Regions from separate parts of the Homo sapiens genome. Here region 2 is linked to region 1. A link is a loop called in an ENCODE intact Hi-C map of the cell type or tissue named here. Cell type or tissue: PC-3. All regions are shown on one strand. Links, peaks and the distances in the headings refer to the core of each region. The heading gives the core; the rest is flanking DNA. Region 1 overlaps GATAD2A (GATA zinc finger domain containing 2A). Region 2 overlaps MAU2 (MAU2 sister chromatid cohesion factor).

Evidence for each region. Peaks named below come from ENCODE experiments on the same cell type or tissue, not always from the same donor. Only the 100,000 strongest peaks of a DNase experiment are listed, where the experiment ranks them.
Region 2: it touches region 1 in a loop (4-fold over the local background); 22 of 110 quality-filtered maps call a loop at or near these places.

The regions. Positions count from the first base shown.
Region 1 is chr19:19,472,533-19,480,532 of GRCh38, reverse strand. All of the region lies in intron 2 of GATAD2A (GATA zinc finger domain containing 2A), which reads right to left. Among named protein-coding and RNA genes, the nearest start is that of TSSK6, 39 kb to the left of the region's middle. RefSeq lists enhancers at 5,099-5,790, 6,484-7,175, 7,176-7,868 and a silencer at 6,272-6,341. In PC-3, for the core only: a CTCF peak has its summit at 4,464; no DNase peak of the experiment used is centred there; H3K27ac peaks cover 1,173 bases.
Region 2 is chr19:19,356,256-19,370,031 of GRCh38, reverse strand. MAU2 (MAU2 sister chromatid cohesion factor) reads right to left here. Exons shown (of 19, transcript NM_015329.4): 19 at 11,278-13,776. LOC124904656 (a long non-coding RNA gene) reads left to right here. Exons shown (of 2, transcript XR_007067163.1): 2 at 11,071-11,321. Among named protein-coding and RNA genes, the nearest start is that of MAU2, 42 kb to the right of the region's middle. RefSeq lists enhancers at 2,850-2,899, 3,050-3,099, 4,847-4,956, 4,977-5,076. In PC-3, for the core only: a CTCF peak has its summit at 8,788 (motif pointing right); DNase peaks (open chromatin) are centred at 4,931 and 8,791; H3K4me3 peaks cover 587 bases; H3K27ac peaks cover 624 bases.

The sequences.
Region 1 (8,000 bases), core at 1-8,000:
ATGGCGCCATGAAGAGAAACGCTCGCGTGAGCATTCATGCAAAGCCTGGTGCTTCATGAAAAACACCCAAGGGTATCTGGTACCAGTGATAAAGTACGAGCTTCCATTAATCAAAAATCAGAATTTTGGAAAACTTATATTTGCTACTTGCTGTGAGCTCAACAACTTCCCAACGGATAGGTGGTGACATTGACAAATCTGATTTTGTGACACTAAATGATGATATGTGTATCTGAAACGTCTCTATAACCCAGTAAACTACTATTTTCCAACATTCAATGGTATTACAAACTCATACGTGAGTAAAATGTCATTCAGGGGAAGAAAAGATAAAACTGTCAGGCAGAAGAATCCCAAATAATTTATGCAGACAATTCACCTTTGAAGAGGTGAGCATGAGTCCCCATTCCTCAAGAGTAGGCTGTGTCGCCAGGCACGGTGGCTCACACCTGGAATCCTAGCACTTTGGGAGCCGAGGCGGGTGGATCACAGGAGGCCAGAAGTTTGAGACCAGCCTAGCCAACTTGGTGAACAACCCCTTCTCTAAAGTGCCTGTAATCCCAGCTACTCACAAGGCTAAGGCAGGAGAATCACTAGAACCTGGGAGGCAGAGGTTGCAGTGAGCCGAGATCATGCCATTGCACTCCAGCCTAGGTAACGCAGTGAGACTCCATCTCAAAAAAAAAAAAAAAAAAAAAAAAGAGTGGGCCACACATAGTAACTTCCTTCCAAAGAGGACAGTATGGAAATGGTGGAGCAGGGGAAGGAGGGAAGGGTAACTTTACAGTAGAAAAACCTGACAAATGGCACCTCACCAAAACGATCGTTCATTCAAGACCAGCAGTACCTTTGATATGATGTGACGAGAAGAGCACTTCACCCTCTGTGGTCTTCCTCCCCCAAATCCATCACCTGCCTGTGAGAAAAGCATCTGACAAATCCCAATGCACTGACATTCTACAGAACACTTGACCTCTGCTCCTCAAAACTGACAAGGTAACCCAAAACAAAGAAAGTACGAGAAACTGTCATAGTCCAAGGAATCTAGGGAGACGCAAGGATTAAATATAACGTAAGGGAAAAAGGACAGCTGGAAAAAACTGAGGAAATCAGAATAAAGTATGAACTCGGTTAAAATAATACATGGACCCTGGCTCACTACTTGTGACACATGTTCTGTAGTCTGTTAACAATGTGGAGACTGGGATGAGGTTTGCAGGACTGATCTTTGCAACTTTTCTGTGAGTCTAAGACTATTCTAAAATTAAAAGTTAGTTTTAAAAACAGATTTTTCTGTTCAAAGTGTAAAAGAGTCCCACGGATTTTAATGTAACCCATGTACAAAAAGCTCAATGATGAGGTTTCAGAGTCTAAGGGCCAACTCACCAGTAGAGACTAGCCACTCTGGATTTTGGTTTCTCATTAGAGGAGGAAACGCACAATGATCCAAAAAGCCTATGGAAACGCTCCTCCACTCTCCAACCTCTTCTCCATGCTAGTTACATTTTCTTCACCATGCTTCAAACCCTCACAAAGAACGCAAGAGGATGGACACAGAAATAGCCACGGGAACCTAGCAGCTGCCTTCTTAGTAAGCTGAGTATTAAAGAGATTTGCAAAATAGATTTTTAATAATAAGTTATTTATGCTAATATGTCACAGGTCTACTATAGTCATCTTTAAATGAATTAATAATAGGTTTTTTTTTGTTTTTTTTTTTTGAGACAAGGTCTCAACTCAGGTTGTCCAGCCTGGAGTACAGTGGTGCCATCTCAACTGACTGCAGCCTCTGCCTCCCAGGCCCAGGTGATTCTCCTACCTTAGCTTCCCGAATAGCTGGGACTACAAGTGTGCGCCACCACTCTGCAATTTTTTTGGATTTTTAGTAGAGACACTTTTGCTATGTTGCCCAGGCTGAAATTTTTTTTCTTTTTTTTTTGAGACAGAGTCTCACTCTGTCGCCGAGGCTGGAGTGCAGTGGTGCGATCTCGGCTCACTGCAACCTCTGTCTCCTGGGTTCAAGTGGTGCTTGTGCCTCAGATTCCCAAGTAGCTGGGCTTACAGAAGTGCGCCACCACACCCAGCTACTTTTTTTGTAGCAACGGGGATTTGCCATGTTGCTCAGGCTGGTCTCGAACTCCTGGCCTCATGTGATCTGCCCACCTCGGCCTCCCAAAGTGCTGGGATTACAGGCGTAAGCCACTGCGCCTGGCCAGTATTTTCAAATTTTCTAACACAGTAAATGTCAACAGACATATCCCACAAATCCAACTGCTGTCTGGGGCCCACAGATGGAAAAGGGGAGGTGCCAGTGCTTCAGGAAAAGGATTTCCCATCTCTGGCAGCCTCGACAGTAGTACAGAGGCTGGGATCCTGGGTCCTGTCCTGCTGATGTATCATGGCCCATGTAACTTTCTTTTTGCTGCCAAAGTTGTATTTTGAAAAGTGAGAGGTACTAAAAATTTAATAGGATTCACCCCAAAGATACACTATAATTGCTTATAAAACCTATTTAATCATCAGCCAACAAAATTTGGTCACCTTAAGGTTCTTACAGCCTTATGTGGCAACTGTACAGCCTCTATGTTTACCTAAGTCACAGAAAGCGGGCGACGCCCTATGGCTGTGGATCAAACACAGGAACATGGCTGGCCAGGTCACCCAGGACCTCAGTGTGAGGACGCTATTCTGAATCTTGTGCCCCACTGCCCCTAGACTGCTGGTCTCCGGGACTAGGAATCTCCTTCCTTCTCCAGCAAGTTGGCCACCTCTCTCCCGTCCAAATGCCTGAGAGATCCTGGGCTCCACCTAGGCTCAGAGCATCAACTCTCCCTTCTCCAGAGGGGGGTCCCAAACCCAAGGCCCAGTCCCAACTCTATGTTCCACCCTTCCTGCATCCAACAATCTATCCCAGACCACCTTTCCGGTCTCTGCTCCTACCACCGTGTACCTTCAGACTCTGACCCCTGCACCCGGTGCACCATGATTTCTGGGCTGCAGTCCCCCAGAGAGTGCCCTCAGACCACTCTTCCCACACCGCCTGCAGACACGCCAAGTCTCCTGGAGGCCTGGACTGATGGCTCTCTTTAGAATGCTCTTTGTACGAAAGCTATCAGGGCCCTGCCTTGAGGAATTCTGCATGGCATCAAGTCTCAGTCGCATGAACCCCCAAAGCTTTTCAATTTGATGACGTCACAACTATTTTAAAGATATAAGCTCTAAAAATCCGCAGTCCTATGGCACAGGTCCCAAGCAAGGGAGGCACATAGCAACATCTGGTATGTCTCCCATCTTTCCACCCATCAGACGTCCCCTCCCTTGTCTCCCACCCTCCAGAGAGAACGGTGGCATCTGCCCGAGCCTCAGCCACAGGTAACTCAGTGTTTCCAAAGGCAGCAGATCCAGCTTGGCTTCAGGCGTTACCCTGCCTTCCTCTCAGCACTGTGACTTTACACTATGGTGGAGCCTCAATTCACAGAGGAGACAAGAGGCATTCACAAAGTGGGGGCAGACTATCCCAGGCCACACAGAGATTCAGTACATGGCCGATCCAGGCTGTCAGACACCCACGTTCTTTTTTCTACCACCAGCTGCCCCCTCAGGCTCACAAATTATAATTCATATGCTCATCTTAAGAGAGAGAAGAAAAACCTCAGAAAGATCTCTTCTAACCAGGTAGGCTTTTCTTTTCTTCCAGGGGCATATTCTGCTAACCGGGAAAACACTGCCCCCCTGGGTGTGACGCCTGCCTGTCCCACCTGGGATCACACATGCCCCTGCAGGTTCCCAGGTATCCACTCCGTCTGTTTCTACCTGTTCTGCACACAGAGACCCCCAAGGCCTGGCGCCCACTGCCCTTCGCTCCACTCCTTCACCAGGTTAGGGGACCATGAGGGACAGGACTGGCTCTCGGCCTAAGGAGCACTCAGAAGCCGCCCCGTAGCCTCCAGGTTGGTTTCACTGCAACTGCTTGCAGCATGGCAGGGAAGCTGGCTGCAGACTGAAAAGCAACATAGCTAAACCCAGTTTCAGTGGGCACAGCGGAGTGCTGGTCAGACACCCTCCCCGTCTTGTCCCTGTGGATGGGACATTTAAATAACCCGCTACAGGAGCTGGGACATCAGTTACAGGAAGAGAAGCCTGTCAGTGAGTGACAAATAAGACAACAGCAGGAATACATGCTGGGAGGAGATATCAGAAGCCGCAGCAGCAAAACAGAAAGCAAGTCATTTAAAAAGAAGGAAGAGGTCTGCTTAATCTGCAAATCTGCTCAACTTACAGATGTGTGAGAAGAGTTCAGACAGAGAAGGCCAAACATTTACTGGTGATTACCTCGATGTCCATATAAAGTGTGGCCTCTGGTTTTCTGTCAGAGCCACCACAGGATAATAACATCCCCAGAGAGCCTGCACTGTCCAAGAGAGAAGCCCCATTTCAAAGTTAGGGATCCGAGTCCCCTCCATGACCAGAGGAGGGCGTCTAAAGGCAACAGGGAGCTGGCAACACCTTGGAGAAGCTGAAGTTCAGGAAGACCAGCAGTGATGCTCTTTTACCTGGCACCGGGCCGGCTCATGCTACGGCCCTCATGTGAGCTGAGGACTTGGGGAGTTAGAAACAGGGCAGTCTGTTATCCTGGTGCCCCTATATAATCTAACGATTCTTAGAAGTACAGGTGGACCCCTCACATTTCAGCGATTTCTGGGATTAGAGTCCCAGATAAAGGGAAATTGGATGAGGAGCCTGCAGGAAAGGGGTGACATAGAGAACAAGGAGGAGACAGACGGTGGCCACTGAGGTTTGGAGGGGCAGCGGCTAAGGCAGGGAAGGGAGCACAAAACAGATTCCCAAGGGAACATACCTCTCAGTTCCCATGAGCTAAGAAATGCCCGCAGGCTGTGGATTTCTAGTCGGAGCTGGTGAAGGCACTCCCTGGGGCCACCCAGCCTCTCCTGGAAGTTGCCCAGAAGCAGACAGAGAATTAGCAAGTGAAAGGCAGCAGCCAGCCCTCAACAGGTGCTGGGGAGGGGCTGGGGCAGTGGAGGGGGGGGGGCTCCAGAGAGCCGCCCACAGAGTACCCCGCTCCGGAGCCCCCTGTCTGGACCCTGACTCTGGGACAGGCCAGTGGTCACACAAAGGGAAAATGGCTTCTTGCTGTGGGACTTCCAAAGCTCTGGCACCCCGATGGGGGATTTAGGGGTTCAATCCCTGCCAAGAGGGCTGTAGGAGGCAGCCAGTGTGAGGGCCACAAACCATGTCCCTGGGCTATGAGAACCCAGCCCTTTCCTGAGCCCTCACGTCGACAGCTGTGCCACATTAGTCCATCGTCCATCTCATTCAAGGACGTGCATTCCTGTAGACAGCCGGCCGGCGGGCCGGGAGCAGCTGCGGGGAGGCATAGTCCTGAGAGCAGGGGGTGGAAGCTCAGCTCTGCACATCGCTGTGAAGACAACCCCTCCACCCGTATGCAGGCAGCCAACACAACGATGATAGGGGTTCTGTGGCACCAGCAACTGTCCGAGCATCCGCTATGTGACTGACTAGCACAAGGGGCAGTGGGCTCTTCTGCCTGGCCTCGTGCTTCCATCAAAGAGGGACAAGGGTGACGGGCTTAAGACAGAGCCACACGTGTAGGCCAAGTCTGGACCTCAACCTCTCTGGGGACCCAGTGGCTAAAACTATAAAGACTGAGAACAACAAGTGAAGACGGTATGCTGGACTGCCACACCTGTGAGTGTGAAAAGCACAGACCATTTTGGGGGAAAAGCCCAGTCGTTTCTCTAAAACGACTAACCACACACACAATTTGTAACCCTGCAGTTTAACCTGAGTGTTTACCAAGAGAAATGCTGACTCGTACCCACAAACAGACAATCTGCAGGGACCTTGCACAGCAGCGGGTGCTCACACCAGGCCCAAATTGGAGGCTGCACACATGTCTACTGACAAGTGAGAAGTGCCCTGTGCACACCACTCAGAGGCACACCAATACACACCAGGGGCAAATCCCAAAACACTCAGAAGGAAGCCGGACCCCAAAGAGCACTGACTCTGTGAGTGCATCCCTGGAAAACCGGAAAAGAGGCAAGACCAGTCTCATGAGGGGAAGCACCAAAACAGGAAGGGCTGGGAGTGCGTGAGGGCCCTTCTGGAGTGGGATGGTAAGGTTTCTGGGCCGTGATAAAGTTTGTGACCTAAATTCAGGGTTTGACTCACAGGTGCACACGTGAGTCAGAACTCACTGTCTCGGGCACACCAGGAGAGCCCCATGCTCACGTGGTTGTCGGGGTTGGGGGCAATTCCAGTGTCGACCTCACCCTCCTCTCCCTTCCCTGTAAAAAGCATCTGTCCAAACAGGAAGGACTCACTCTATCCGTGATCCTCAGAGACATCTTGCAAAAATTATGTGATGCACACCTTTTTTCCAGCTGGCCCCATTTTGGCACAGAACAAAACAAAGCCGTCCACACTCCCACGTTCTGGACAACTGGGTGGCTGGATGTCTAGGAAGAAGCAATATCACATTACTTTCTGATTTGTTTTTGGTTTTGGAAGGCTTGGGTGTTAATATGTGTTGTTTTTGTTTTTTTGAGACGGAGTCTCGCTCTGTCGCCCAGGCTGGAGTGCAGTGGTGTGATCTGGGCTCACTGCAAGCCTGACCTCCCGAGTTCACGCCATTCTCCTGCCTCAGCCACCCAAGTTGCTGGGACTACAGGTGCCCACCACTACGCCCGGCTAATTTTTTTTTTTTTTTTTTTTTTAAGTAGAGACGGGGTTTCACCATGTTAGCCAGGATGGTCTCGATCTCCTGACCTCGTGATCTGCCCGCCTCGGCCTCCCAAAGTGCTGGGATTACAGGCGTGAGCCACCGCGCCTGGCCTAACCTGCATTTTAATGATGGGCACGCATGCTCACCGTGGTGGGTGGCCTAACCTGTCTTAATATCAAATGATCAGCCAGTGCATTCTCTGGGCAGGGAAGTGACACAGATGTGTCACCCCACCGCCCTCTTGGTGACTGCAAAAGTCTAAAAAGAAAGACAACGGCAATGATTCTAATTGTCATCAAGGACACCAGTGTCACCAATTGCGACTGGTTTTGCAGGCCCAGTAAACAGACTACATTTCCAGTGTGTTTTACAGTCTGTCACTGGCCACAAGTGCTTGACCAGGGAGCTGAAGGCCAAAAAAAACTAAAGCCAAGATCAGATCTAACAGCACAGATGCTACTTTGAGCCCCAAAGTGGCCAAGGAACACACATCCCAGCCTGCCCCGTCCAGACCATGGGGCAGGCCTTTGGTCCAAGTGCTGCCCCCTCCCACAGCAGACAAGCCACTCATGGTACAAGGGGAGGTGGGGAAGAGAAGAGCAAGACACAAGAGCTGCCTGAACGCCACACACCACTAACGGGGACAACTTGCCAGATATCCACCTAGGCTGTGTTGAAGTCTGCCCAATCCATGGACCACGGAAGCCACAGCCCAGTCTCCTCCCAGGTGAAGTAAGGAAATGGAGACGGTGAGCCACATCGGCAATGGCAAGTCCTTCTTTCCAAGACCTCTGCGCTTTCCTTCATGACATGGTCTTCCAAAAAAATAGCTGCATAAATCAGATCCTGTCTTGATTACCTCTCTACCAGAGATCAGCATAGTACCTGGCATACAGCAGGTCTGGTCCTGGACCACTGACAATCCAATAAGAGTTGACACTTCAGAAAAGGCACATACAAACACATCCTCAGTGAGGTGTGGCCATTCACAGAGTTCTCATTCCCTCACCCCATGCAGGCCCAAGGTGACTGAGGGACCCTCAGTCCTTACCTTTCAGTTGCAGGACCCCTGGAGAAGAGCCGCATTTTTACTGAGCAACGTGCTCTTCCATCCAAAAAAAAAAACAAATCAAGGCTGGGTACAGTGGCTCACACTTGTAATCCCAGCACTTTCGGAGGTTGAGGTGGGTGGATTACCTGAGGTCAGGAGTTCAAGACCAGCCTGGCCTACATG
Region 2 (13,776 bases), core at 4,181-12,180, 110 kb after region 1:
TGGCCAAAAAAAAAAAATTTTTTTTTTTGAGACAGAGTTTTGCTCTTGTTGCCCAGGCTGGAGTGCAATGGTGCGATCTCGGCTCACCGCAACCTCCACCTCCCGGGTTCAAGCAATTCTCCTGCGTCAACCTCCTGAGTAGCTGGAATTATAGGCACCCACCACTACGCCTGGCTAATTTTTTGTGTTTTTAGTAGAGACAGGGTTTTCACCATGTTGGCCAGGCTGGTCTCGAACTCCTGACCTCATGTGATCCGCCTGTCTCAGCCTCCCAAAGTGCTGGGATTACAGGCGTAAGCCACTGCGCCTGCCACCCCCCCCTTTTTTTTTTTTTAAGACAGAATTTCTTTCTGTCTCCCAGGCTGGAGTGCAGTGGCATGATCCTAGCTCACTGCAATCTCTGCCTCCCAGGTTCAAACTATTTTCATGCCTCAGTCTCCCAAGTAGCTGGGATTACAGGTGCCCACCACCACATCCAGCTGATTTTTGTATTTTTAGTAGAGACGGGAGTTTCACCATGTTGGCCAGGCTGGTCTGGAACTCCTGACCTCAAGTGATCCACCTGCCTTGGCCTCCCAAAGTGCTGGGATTACAGGCGTGAGCTACCGCACATGACCAAAGAGAAAAAAATTTTTTTTTTGAGACAGATTCTCACTCTTCGCCCAGGCTGTAGTGCAGTGGTGCAATCTTGGCTTGCTGCAACTTCCACCTCCCAGGTTTAAGTGATTCTCCAGCCTTAGTCTCCCAAGTAGCTGGAACTACAGGCACAAACCACCAATGCCCGGCTAATTTTTGTATTTTTTGTAGAGATGGGGTTTCACCATGTTGTCCAGGCTGGTCTGGAACTCCTGACCTCAGGTGATCCACCCGCCTTGGCCTCGAAAATTGCTGGGATTATAGGTGTGAGCCACCGTGCCCAATTTTTGTATTTTTAGTAGAGACGGGGTTTCACCATGTTGGCTATGCTGGTCTCAAACTCTTGGCCTCCCAAAGTGCTGGGATTACAGACTCCCGAAGTGCTGGGATTTTTTTTTTTTTTTTCTGAGACAGAGTCTCGCTCTGTCGCCCAGGCTGGAGTGCAGTGGCGTGACCTTGCCTCACTGCAAGCTCCGCCTCCCGGGTTCACACCATTCTCCTGCCTCAGCCTCCTGAGTAGCTGGGACCACAGGTGCCCACCACCACGCCCGGCTAATTTTTTGTATTTTTAGTAGAGATGGGGTGTCACCGTGTTAGCCAGGATGGTCTCGACCTTCTGAGCTCGTGATCCACCCGCCTCGGCCTCCTAAAGTGCTGGGATTATAGGCGTGAGCCACCGTGCCCGGCCTGTGCTGGGATTTTTTGCCGCACTTGGCAAAAAAATTTTTTTAATAAAAAGGATCCTCTTGTCATATAGGTTTTGGGTATAGGGAGAACTAGTTGCCAAGAAAAAAAAATCCCGTGAGTGGAGGAGCTGAGTAGGACTCAGGGGTCACTTCCTTCGGTGGGTACCAGAGGATGCTCCGGAGAAGAACAGCCTGGAGTGATTAGGTCACTTTTCCTGGGGAGCAGGTTGCTCAGGAAGCAGCATGGTGGCCGGTGTGTGAAGTATTAGGGGCATTTGGATCCAGGACCCGGCTCTGAGACACTTACTCGGGTTCCTTTAGGGTCAGGCCTGAGTCAAGCCAGGGCCTGGGCCGGTGTCTGGAGTGCCCCAGCCCCCTGGGCACGCGCTGTTGGGTTACACATTATACAAGAGAGTCAGGGACTGACCCTGGCCAGCAGACACTGTCATCAGCTGACCTGTCTGCCGTGTATTCTGCCCTGGATGTACCACCATCATCCACAAGTGCAGTTCTGGGCATGTGAGTCTCAGTCCAGTGGGGGCAGAAGGATGATGGCTCTGGTCTGGGGCCTCAGAGATTTGATTTCACACCTGAACACAGGGGCCCAGGCACTTTCTGAGCCTTCAGTGTCCTCCTGGATGTGCTTCCAGATGTCAGCTGAGTACAAGGTGGTGGTGGACTGGCCCTCCATAAATGCGACAGGCAGCCTGGTAGCCGCGATACCCTCCCAGTGTCCCCTGAGGGGTGGCCAGACAGGAGGGGACCAGGACCAGAGCCTGCAGTCCCCACCCGAGTCACTCAACTGTGCCAGTAGGGGACACAATTCCCCAGATGCCTGGGTCTTGGTGGCCCCATCGCCGAAGCTGGAATGTTGTCCAGCTCTGATCAGCTGGCCCAAGGGGGGCCTGCTTGCCTCCTTTTTTTTTTTTTTGAGACGGAGTTTTGCTCTTGTTGCCCAGGCTGTGTGCAATGGCGTGACCTTGGCTCACTGCAACTTCCACCTCCCAGGTTCAAGCAATTCTCCTGCCTCAGCCTCCTGAGTAGCTGGGATTACAGGCGCCCACGACCATGCCTGGCTAATTTTTTGTATTTTAAGTAGAGACAGGGTTTCACCATGTTGGGCAGGCTGGTCTCAAACTCCTGACATCAGGTGATCTGCCCACCTCGGCCTCCCAAAGTGCTGGAATTATAGGCATGAACCATCGCTCCCAGCCCTCCTTTTGGTCTTGTCACAGCGTCCCCCACCTCCTCCCCTGTGGTTGTCCCCCACCTACTGTGCGACACTCCCTTCTCACAGATGGTCAACACTCCCTCCCTTCTGAAACCCGTCATCAGGGGAACTATGTCCACCCTCTGAGGGCATCAGACATTGTCTGATGTGGTCTCTGCTGTGTTCCCAGCATCCAGCGCACAGTAGGTGCTTAATACATGTTTGGCAAGTAAAGGAGGGAATGGTGTCACCCTGACGCCCGGAGAACCCTGGCCATTGTCTTCTCCAACAGTTACAGGAGTGGTGTGAAGGTCACCCCACATCCCTGCAGATGAGCAAAGCCTGGCCAGACTGGGGTCTGGCAACATCCAGCCCAGTCTTTCTAGCTGGATTGTAGGTTCCCACCTGTCCTACCTGGTGGGGACATTGCCTGGGCAGCCCTTGCTGCTCCTGGGCCACCATGCCCCCTGGTGGCCAAGGCCAGAGCAGGCCAGGGGCCGCCAGTAGCAACTGAGGACACTTGCAGATGAAGACAGAGTGGGAGATACACTTCCGGTTCACGACAGGACTTCTGAACAGTTTGTGCTTAACCCTTTAGGGGAGGATTTGTGCTCAGAACCCTGGAATAGCAGGACAGCGCCAAGGCCACACAGAGACTCACTCTGGACAGAGTGTGCCTAACTGCAGATGGAGCCTGAACCCTGCGCTGCAGAAACACTGAGTGTAAGGAACTGTGGTTAGAGACGACGTTCACAACAAACACACACTGACAAAGTGGACTATCCCTGGCCGGGCATAGTGACTCACACCTGTAATCCCAGCACTTTGGGAAGCCGAGGCGGGTGGATCACCTGAGGTCAGGAGTTCCAGACCAGCCTGGCCAACATGGTGAAACCACATCTCCACTAAAAGTACAAAATAATTAGCTGGGCGTGGTGGTGTGCGCCTGTAATCCCAGCTACTCAGGAAGCTGAGGCAGGAGAATCGCTTGAACCTGGGAAGCAGAGGTTGCTGTAAGCTGAGATTGCACCATTGCATTCCAGCCTGGGCAACCAGCGAAACTCCATCTCAAAAAAAAAAAATAAAAATAAAAAAAATCAAAAAAATCAGAGTACTAAGAAAATAAAATTCATGTGGAAATTAACCTTTTCCTTTCCTTTCCCAGCCAATTTCATTGTAATCTCACCATGTGAGCATAAATTTGGGACGAAATAAGAAACTTCATCTTATTTATTTATTTATTTATTTATTTTGAGGTGGAGTTTCCCTCTTGTCACCCAGGTTGGAGTGCAATGGTGAGATCTCGGCTCACTGCAACCTCCGCTTCCCAGGTTCAAGCAATTCTCCTGCCTCAGCCTCCCGAGTAGCTGGGAATACAAGCACCTGCCACTACACCCAGCTAATTTTTGTATTTTTAGTAGAGATGAGGTTTCACCATGTTCACCAGGCTGATCTGGAACTCCTGACCTCAGGTGATTCGCCCACCTAGGCATCCCAAAGTGCTGGGATTACAGGCTCCTGTCACCACACCTGGCTAATTTTTGTATTTTTAGTAGAGATGGAGTTTTACCATGTTGGCTAGGCTGGTCTTGAACTCCTGACCTCAAGTAGTCTTCCCGCCTTGGCTTCCCAAAGTGCTGGGATTCAGGCATGAGCCACCGTGTCCCTCCTCTTTCAATATTCTTATGTTGAAATGTGATTGTATTTTTTTTTTTTTTTGAGACGGAGTCTCGCTGTTGTCACCCAGGCTGGAGTGCAACAGCACGATCTCAGCTCAGGTGTGAGCCACCGCGCCTGGCCTGTTTTTTCTTTTTTTTTTTTTTAACTGAGTCTCACTCTGTCACCCAGGCTGGAGTGCAGTGGCATGATCTCGGCTCACTGCAAGCTCTGCCGCCACGAGGGCCGGCTAATTTTTTGTATTTTTAGTAGAGACGGAGTTTCACCGTGTTAGCCAGGATGGTCTCCATCTCCTGACGTCATGATCTGCCCACCTTGGCCTCCCAAAGTGCTGGGATTACAGGCGTGAGCCATTGCGCTCGGTCCTCTGTTTTTTATTTATTTTTCAGACAGGGTCTTGATCTGTCGCTCAGGCTGGAATGCCGTGGTGGGATCATGGCTCACTCCAGCCTTGAACTCCTGGGCTCAAGTGATCCTCTGCCTCAGCTTCCCCAGTAGATGGGACTATGGGTGCGCACCACCATGCCCGGCTAATTTTTTTGTATTTTTTGTACAGACAGGGTGTCACCATGTTGCCCAGGCTGCTCTTGAACTCCTGAGCTCAAGTGATTCTCCTGTCTTGGCCTCCCAAAGTTTTGGGATTACAGTCGTGAGCCACTGCACCCAGCCTGTGATTGTATTTTGGAGGTGGGGCCTCTGGGAGATGATTATGTCATGAGGGTGGAGCTAGAGAGCGGGAAGCAAACCAGGAAGCAGGCCCTCGCCAGACTCCGAATCTGCTGGCACCTTGATTTTGAATTTCCCAGCCTCTAGATCAGTAAGAAATAAGTATTTGTTGTTTGTAAGCCCCTCAGTCTATGGTAATTTGTCAAAGCAGCCGGAATAGGAGGAGACAGGATGTGAGGTGGCCACTGCGAGGATTTCTGCCTGCGTATATTTCCTCAGGTGCTGGGTTCTAGAAGCTGTGTTCAAAAGAAAGTTGTCCATTTTCTTTTTTATTTTTATTATTATTTTTAGAGACCGGTTCTCACTCTGTTGCTCAGACTGGATTGCAGAGCTGCAATCGTGGCTCACTGCAGCCTCGACCTCCCAGGCTGAAGCAATCCTTCCACCTCAGACTCCTGAGTAGCTGGGACTATAGGCACACACCACTATGCCTAGCAATTTTTTTTTTTGTTTTTTGAGACGGAGTCTCGCTCTGTCACCCAGGCTGGAGTGCAGCGGCGCGATCTCAGCTCTGCCACCCAGATTCAAGTGATTATCCTGCCCAAGCCTCCTGAGTAGCTGGGATTACAGGCACCCACCACCAAGCCCTGCTAATTTTTGTATTTTTAGTAGAGACGGGGTTTCACCATGTTGGCCAGGCTGGTCTCGAACTCCTGACCTCAGGTGATCCACCTGCCTCGGCCTCCCAAAGTGCTGGGATTATAGGCATGAGCCACCATGCCCGGCCGCCTGGCAATTTTAAATTTAAAAAAAAAAGTGTTTTTTTTGTTTTTTCGAGAGGGAGTCTAGCTCTGTCAACCAGGCTGGACTGCAGTGGCGTGATCTTGGCTTACTGCAACCTCCACCTCCTGGATTCAAGTGATTCTCCTGCCTCAGCCTCCCACGTATCTGGGATTACAGGTGTGCACCACCGTGGCTGGCTAATTTTTGCATTATTTTATTTTTATTTTTATTTATTTTATTATTACTTTTTTTTAGATGGAATCTCACTCTGTGGTCCAGGCTGGAGGGCAGTGGCCTGATCTCAGCTCACCACAACCTCCAACCTCCCGGATTCAAGCGATTCTCATGCCTCAGTCTCCTGAGTAGCTAGGATTTACAGGTGCCCACCACCATGCCCGGCTAATTTTTTTGTATTTTTAGTAGAGATGGGATTTCACCATGTTGGCCAGGCTGGTCTCAAACTCCTGAGCTTAGGTGATCCATCTGCCTTGGCCCCCCAAAGTGCTGGGATTACAGGTGTGAGCCACCTCGCCCTGCCAGGTTTATTTATTTTTGAGAGGGAGTCTTGCCCTGTTGCCCAGGCTGGACTGCAGTGGCGTGATCTTGGCTCACTGCAACTTCTGCCTCCTGGGTTCAAGCGATTCTCCTGCCCCAGCCTCCCGAGTAGCTGAGATTACAGGCACCCGCTACCACGGCTGGCTAATTTTTATATTTTAGTAGAGACAGGGTTTCACTATGTTGGTCAGGCTGGTCTCAAACTCCTGACCTCGGCCGGGCGCAGTGGCTCATGCCTGTAATCCCAGCACTTTGGGAGGCCGAGGCGGGCGGATCACGAGGTCAGGAGATGGAGACCACGGTGAAACCCCATCTCTACTAAAAATACAAACAATTAGCTGGGCGCGGTGGCGGGCGCCTGTAGTCCCAGCTACTAAGGAGGCTGAGGCAGGAGAATGGCGTGAACCCAGGAGGCAGAGCTTGCAGTGAGCTGAGATCGCGCCACTGCACTCCAGCCTGGGCGACAGAGCGAGACTCCATCTCAAAAACAAAACAAAACAAAACAAAAACAAAACAAAACAAAACAAAAAAAACTGCTGACCTCAAATGATCTCCCTGCCTTGGCCTCCCAAAGTGCTGGGATTACAGGCGTGAGGCACCATGCCTGGCTGATTTTAATTTTTTTTTTTTTTTGAGATGGAGTCTCACTCCATCACCCAGGCTGGAGTACAATGGTGCCATCTTGGCTCACTGCCACCTCTGCCTCCTGGGGTCACTGTCTTCTGCCTCAGCCTCCAAGTAGCTGGGATTAGAGGCGTGCAGCACCACACCCAGCTGATTTTTGTATTTTTAGTAGAGACTGTGTTTCGCTATGTTGGCCACATTGGTCTTGAACTCGCGACCTCAGGTGATCCACCTGCCTCGGCCTCCCAACATGGTGGGATTACAGACATGAGCCACCACGTCCAGCTGATTTTAAATTTTTTATAGAGACAAAGTCTTGCTACGTTGCCCAGGTTGGTCTCAAACTCCTGGCCTCAAGTGATACGCCTGCCTCGGCCTCCCAAAGTACTGGGATTACAGGCAGATGTTTTATTTTTTATAGAGACGGGGTCTTGCTACGTTGCCCAGGCTAGTCTCAAACTTTTGGACCTGAACCATCATCCCATCTCAGCCTCCTAAGGAGCTGGGACTACAGGTATGCTCCACCACATCTGGCTTCTATCATTTGTTTTTTGTTTCACTATGTTTTGTTTAGAGAGCGGGTCTCACTCTGTCACCCAGGCTGGAGTGCAGTGGGGCGATCATAGCTTGCTGCAGCCTCAACCTCCTGGGCTCAAGCGATCCTCCTGCCTCAACCTCCCTCCCGCCTCATCCTCTAAGTGGATGAGGGATGACATGGATGAGGACATGGCTTGTGGGAAAAGGAAGGTCACTCACTTCCTGAGTCAGGGTCCCATGGATGCTGCACAGGGCATAGCCTACTCGGAAATGACTCAACAGGAGGAGCTGTGTGACCCTAGTCTGCCGGGCGCCCAGGCCAAGGTGACTGCCTGGGTGTAGGCTTTGTGTGAAACATTGGTCAACCCAGGATAGACCTGCTGTCCACATGCAGGTTCACACCTCCCAGCTGGGGGCTGCACACCTGCTGGAAAGGTGGCTGGTCCCATGGCAGGCTCGTCATGCTGTGCTCTGGTCCAGCTCAGGTTCAAGATGTGAATCCCATGCAGGGGCTGGAGAGGTATGAGATGGGCCAGATGGGCCCCTGCCTGTCTGTCTGGAGAAGATGATGTCCAAGCTGATGATGAAGGATAAGCAGAGTCTACCTTGAGTGAAAAGGCTGCCTGGTGCTGAACTGGTGGGGATGGGGCAGAAGGAGCCCAGGCATCGATGGTTGGGGTGCTGTGATCACCATGTTGAGACTCAAACACTCGCACAGGGCCGGTGTGGTGTCTCACGACTGTAATCCCAGCACTTTGGGAGTCCAAGGTGGGAGGATTGCTTGAGCTCAGGAGTTGGAGACCAGCCTGGCCAACATGGTGAAACCCTGTGTCTACTAAAAAATACAAAAAAATTAGCTGGGAATGGAGGCAGGTGCCTGTAATCCCAGCTACTCGGGAGGCTGAGGCAGGAGAATCTCTTGAATCTGGGAGGCAGAGGTTGCAGTGAGCCGAGATCACACCACTGCACTCCAGCCCGGGCAACAGTGCAAGACTCCATCTCAAAAAAAAAAAAAAAATTAACCGGGTGTGGTGGCACGTATCTATAGTCCCAGCTACACAGGAGGATGAGGCAGGAGGGTCGCTTGGGCCAGGGCGTTTGAGGCTGCAGTGAGGCTCAAGTGATTGCACCACTGCACTCCTGCCCGGGCAACAGAGTGAGACTCTGTCTCTAAACGACACATAGCAAAACAAAATACAAAAACGTTGCACATCCAGCAGAGCCCCTTGGGGCTCGAGGCTAAGATGGCTTGTGTATCTCTCATGGGGAACTAACCTGAGAGTGACATGAGGGCCTTCACACCATATGTGTGTGCTGAGCGGCCCTGTCTGTCCACAATAAAGACACAGGGAAAGCCCAGGAGAATTGAAAACACGTGGTCCAGCCAAAACTCACAGAGCAGCACTATTCACAGTCGCCACAAGGGGGAAGCAACCCGAATGTCCATAAAAGGATGGATAAGGCCGGGCACCGTGGTTCACGGTGGTAATCCCAGCACTTTGGGAGGCCAAGGCGGGCAGATCACTTGAGTCCAGGAGTTCAAGACCAGCCTGGGCAACAAGGTGAAACCCCATGTCTAGAAAATATAGAAAAATTAGCCTGGCATGGTGGTGCCTGTCATTCCAGCTATTTGGGGGGCTGAGGTGGGAGGATCCCTTGAGCCTGGGAGGTGGAGGTTGCAGTGAGCTGAGATCATACCACTGCACTGGGCTATAGAGCAAGATCCTGTCTCAAGAAAAAAAAAAAAAAGCCGGGTGCAGTGGCTTATGCTTGTAATCCCAGCGCTTTGAGAGGCCGAGGCAGGTGGATCACAAGGTCAGGGGTCTGAGACCAGCCTGGCTAATATGGTGAAACCTCATCTCTACTAAAAATCCAAAAATTATCTGGGCTTGGTGGTATGCGCCTGTAGTCCCAGCTACTCAGGAGACTGAGGCAGGAGAATTGCTTGACCCTAGGAAGCAAAGGTTGCAGTGAGCCGAGATCAACCCACTGCACTCCAGCCTGGGTGACAGAGCAAGACCCTGTCTCAAAAAAAAAAAAAAAAGATCAACAGTTTGGTCCATCCATATAATGGGATATTATTCACTCATAAAAGGAACAAAGCAATGATCCATGCTACAGTGCAGATGAACCTTGAAAACATAGTGCTGAGAGATCCCAGGCTACAAGAGGTCACAGGGTATGAGATTCCATTGATATAAAATATCCAGAACAGGCAAATTCACAGACAGGAAGCAGATTACTAGTTGCCAGGGGCTTGGGGAGGGAGGAGGAATGAGGAGTGACTGCTGATGGCAATGAATCTCCTTTTGGGGGAATGAAAATGTCCCAGAACTAGATAGAGATGATAACTGTGCAACACTGTGAACGTACTGAATACCACTGAGCAGTCCACTTTACAGATAATACTATTTTATATACATATAAAATAGAGCAAGACTCTGTCTCTGCTAATATCCTCCTGGGTTCAAGTAATCCTCCCGCCTCAGCCTCCTAAGTAACTGGGACTACAGGAACACACCACCATGCCTGGCTATTTTTTTTTTTCGAGGTAGAGTCTCCCTCTCTCGCCCAGGCAGTGGTGTGATCTTGGTTCATTGCAAACTCTGCCTCCGGGTTCAAGCGATTCTCCTGCTTCAGCCTCCCGAGTAGCTGGGATTACAGTTGTGCGCCACCATACCGGCTAATTTTTATATTTTGTATTTGTATTTATTTATTTTTTGAGAGAGAGAGTCTTACTCTGTCACCCAGGCTGGAGCACAGTATCAGGATCTTGGGTCACTGAAACCCTCCACTCCCTGGTGCAAGTGAATCTCCTGCCTCAGCCTCCTGAGTAGCTGGGACTACAAGTGCACGCCACCACACCCGGCTAATTTTTGTATTTTTAGTAGAGACAGGGTTTCACTATGGTGGCCAGGCTGGTCTCAACTCTTGGCCTTAAGTGATCCGCCCACCTCGGCTTCCCAAAGTGCTGGGATTACTGGCTTGAGCCACGGCACCTGGTTGCCTGGCTAATTTTTATACATTTTTTGTAGAGACTAGGTCTCACTATGTAGCCCAGGCTGTTCTTGAACTCCTGGGCTCAAGGGATCCTCCTGCCTCGGCCTCCCAAAGTACTGGGATTACAGGCGTAAGCCAGCACAACCTGCAAAAAAAGTTAAATTTGTTATGGTAATTTCACCTCCAAACAAAAAAATCTGGGCAAATAACTCCCCTCACTCCCAGGTGTATGGAGGCTGGTCCCCTCTAAGAATGCAGGGACCGGCTGGGCGCGGTGGCTCAGGCCTGTAATCCCAGCACTTTGGGATGCCAAGGCAGGTGGATCACGAGGTCAGGAGTTCAAGACCAGCCTGGCCAACACAGTGAAATGCTGTTCCTACTAAAAATACAAAAAATTAGCTGGGCTTGGTGGCGGGCACCTGTAATCCCAGCTACTTGGGAGGCTGAGGCAGGAGTATCGCTTGAACCTGGGAGGTGGAGGTTGCAGTGAGCAGAGATCGCGCCTCTGCACTCCAGCCTGGGCGACAGTGCAAGACTCCATCTCAAACAACAACAACAACAAAAAAAAACACAGGGACCAGGACACCTGGGTGCATGAGGGAGTCTGCCCCTGAGAGGGCTGGGAAGGGAGGATTCCAGGAGCAGGCTGCTGAAGGCCTCATATGCTGATGGAGCATGGGGTTCCTTCCTCTCTAGGCGAGGCCAGACCAGAGGAAAATGATCAGTGGAGGAGATGGGGACTCAGGCTTCCATTCACGTCATCTGGCTCAGGATTTGGGGACTGCATCCTCATGCTGAAGACCCCGCCACAGAGGGGGCCCCTGTGGGCATGGCAGCAAGGGTGGCAGCCGTCTTTGGGATGGCTCACAAAGCGGACAGAGGAAACAACAAAGACACAGCACGTGGCTCCTGTAAGTCATTTTACTTTGAATATATAGGAAACAAAATCCACAAACAGGAAGCTATGTTCTATGGTTATGTCTTTTAAACAATGTTCTGTATTTACAAATTGTTTTTTTCCCTAAGTAAAAGCACCAGCTGAAAAGTTATAGGCTGCTAAAACCGTTACAAATATTACAAACCCATTAAAAGACATTATGCCAAACGTACTTATTAAAAACCTTAACAAAACGAAGAGACAACTGACAACGCAACCAACCAATTGAGCCACCATGCTGGGCTGGGTGGCAGTTCCAATTTCCTTGCCTGTGTTTCTGATAAACGGGGCTGGGAGTGCTTATCCCAGGGAGAGGATCCTCGCCCACCGGCAGGTGACTACAGGGACAGAGCTGGGGAGAGGCAGCTGTGTCTCAAGGAAACATGGCAGCCTCACTTCCTGCTGTAGGTGGCCTCCTGGTCAGACCCCCTCAACCCACAGGACAAGGGCAGAGGCATACAGGAGGGTCTGGCCAGCTTTCGGCTGTTCATCTGTCAACAGAATGCCTTTCTGCGACCTTGTCCTCATCCACTGAAGGGTTTGGAGTTTTTGTTTTTTCCTAGACACTTAGCTACAGGACACTGTGTGATGTGTCCTCAGGGACTTGCTGTCTGCCTTCCATTGTTTTTTTTTTTTTTTTTGAGACAAAGTCTCACCGTCACCCAGGCTGGAGTGCAGTGTCGCGATCATGCTCACTGCAGCCTCAATCTCCTGGGCTCAAGTGATCCTCCTGCCTCAGCCTCCCAGTTAGCTGGGACTACAGGCATGCGCCACCGTGTCTGGCCTCTATTCTTGCAATTGAATGAGATGCTATGAGGCGCTGAGCGACCCACAGGAAAGTACTTATCAAAAGCTTTGTGTCATGAGAAGATGCGGCTGTGGAAGGAGGTTCAAAGCTTGCACACACGCACACACACACATGCACATGATTTGGCTTCCATAAAGCTCGAGTAGAATATTAAATATTGAGTACTGAGTTTTTAATTGTAAACTTAAGATCTCATCCTTAACTTTACATATACATAGATAACAGGGTGGTCATGAAAAGCACTTTAACATCAGGACAGATGTTAAGTTCTGAGGTTCTGTTTTCAACTGCTCTACATACAAAATGCCCTACAAGCAAAGAAAGGCTTAAATAAATAGATGGGGATGAACATGATGCACGCCGTGGTGACATGAGTGGTGTGCAGGGGTCGGACAGTGCGGAACCCGGGTGGGCAGGAGCACATTGTGGAGACACAAGTGGTGGCATCTCTGGGATGTAGGGGAGGATGTGGGGGGCTCCTTCAAGGTGGAGCTAGCAGAGGCCATGGCTCGGGAGGAAGACAGGACAGGGACAGTTTGTGGGCCAGTGCCACACGCTCTCCTATTGGCTTCATGGGCCTGGGGGCAGCCCTGGGTAGCAAAGGACAGGGCCAGGCTCTCCCCCTGGAGACCCAGAGATGGCGGTGGTCCTCTTAGGACAAACCCTCACCAGCCCCGCCCTCTGACCAGCCTGTCACTGGTGCTGATGTCAGGTGGTGGCCAGTGAGGAAGGGGGTTATTGACAGCCCTGCCTGTGGCTAAGGCACACCCAGCCTGGGAGCCCCAAGCAGCTGACCTGAGCAATCCAGCGTCCCTTTAGTCACAGACGCCAAAGCTCCCAGAGGCAGTTCCACTGAGTGAGGGTGACAAGACCTAAAACCACCACCTACCCTGCTGAGCAGGACCCCCACCCCCTGTAGCAGGGAGAGGCTCCTGGGCCCCAGAAGCTGGAGGGGGTGGTGTCTTGAGCCCTGACACCTGCTGCTGCTATCTTGACCCGACCACCCGCCCCAACTCGGAATGCCACACTGTGACCACTGGGGCACCTCCTGATTATCCAAGAAAAGTGGATAAAACCAAACGCTGCTGTCTGGGCCCAGCGGAGGCTCCCTGGGGCCTGGCTAGGGTGCGGGTTTCACACTGTGCCCCAGAGACCCAGCAGGGAAGGTGAGGCGGTGGAGGGAGTGGGGGGACCAAGAGGCTGAGCAGGGAAGGCCACAGATCTGCCAGGAAGAAAGTCCCTGGGCTCCAGATCTCGGGGGCGGGGGGCCCGTGCCACGCACTCTAAGCTAGCTGAGGAGGTGATCTTAAATTTAGGAGACGAGCCCACTCCCCCGCTTCCTGCCCCTCAGCAGCCACAAGATGGGGGAAGGTGGCTGGTGCAACAGGAGCCTCAGCTCCCAGCTCCATCTCCACAGATCTTCACCGCACACCCGTGTGCATCCACATGCACACCCGTGTTTACAATCACCTGCACCCCCACGGCGGGATGGCGAGTCCGGTCAAGGTGCAGATGTTTGGAAGCTGAGTTCCTGGGTCCCTGAGGGTTCCTGACCAGAGGCCCCAGCTGCTGCAGGGACTGATGCTGGAGAGAAAGCTGGGAAAAGTGCTGGGATCTGTGCTTCGTCCCACACTAGCGCCATTACTTCTTCCCTCCA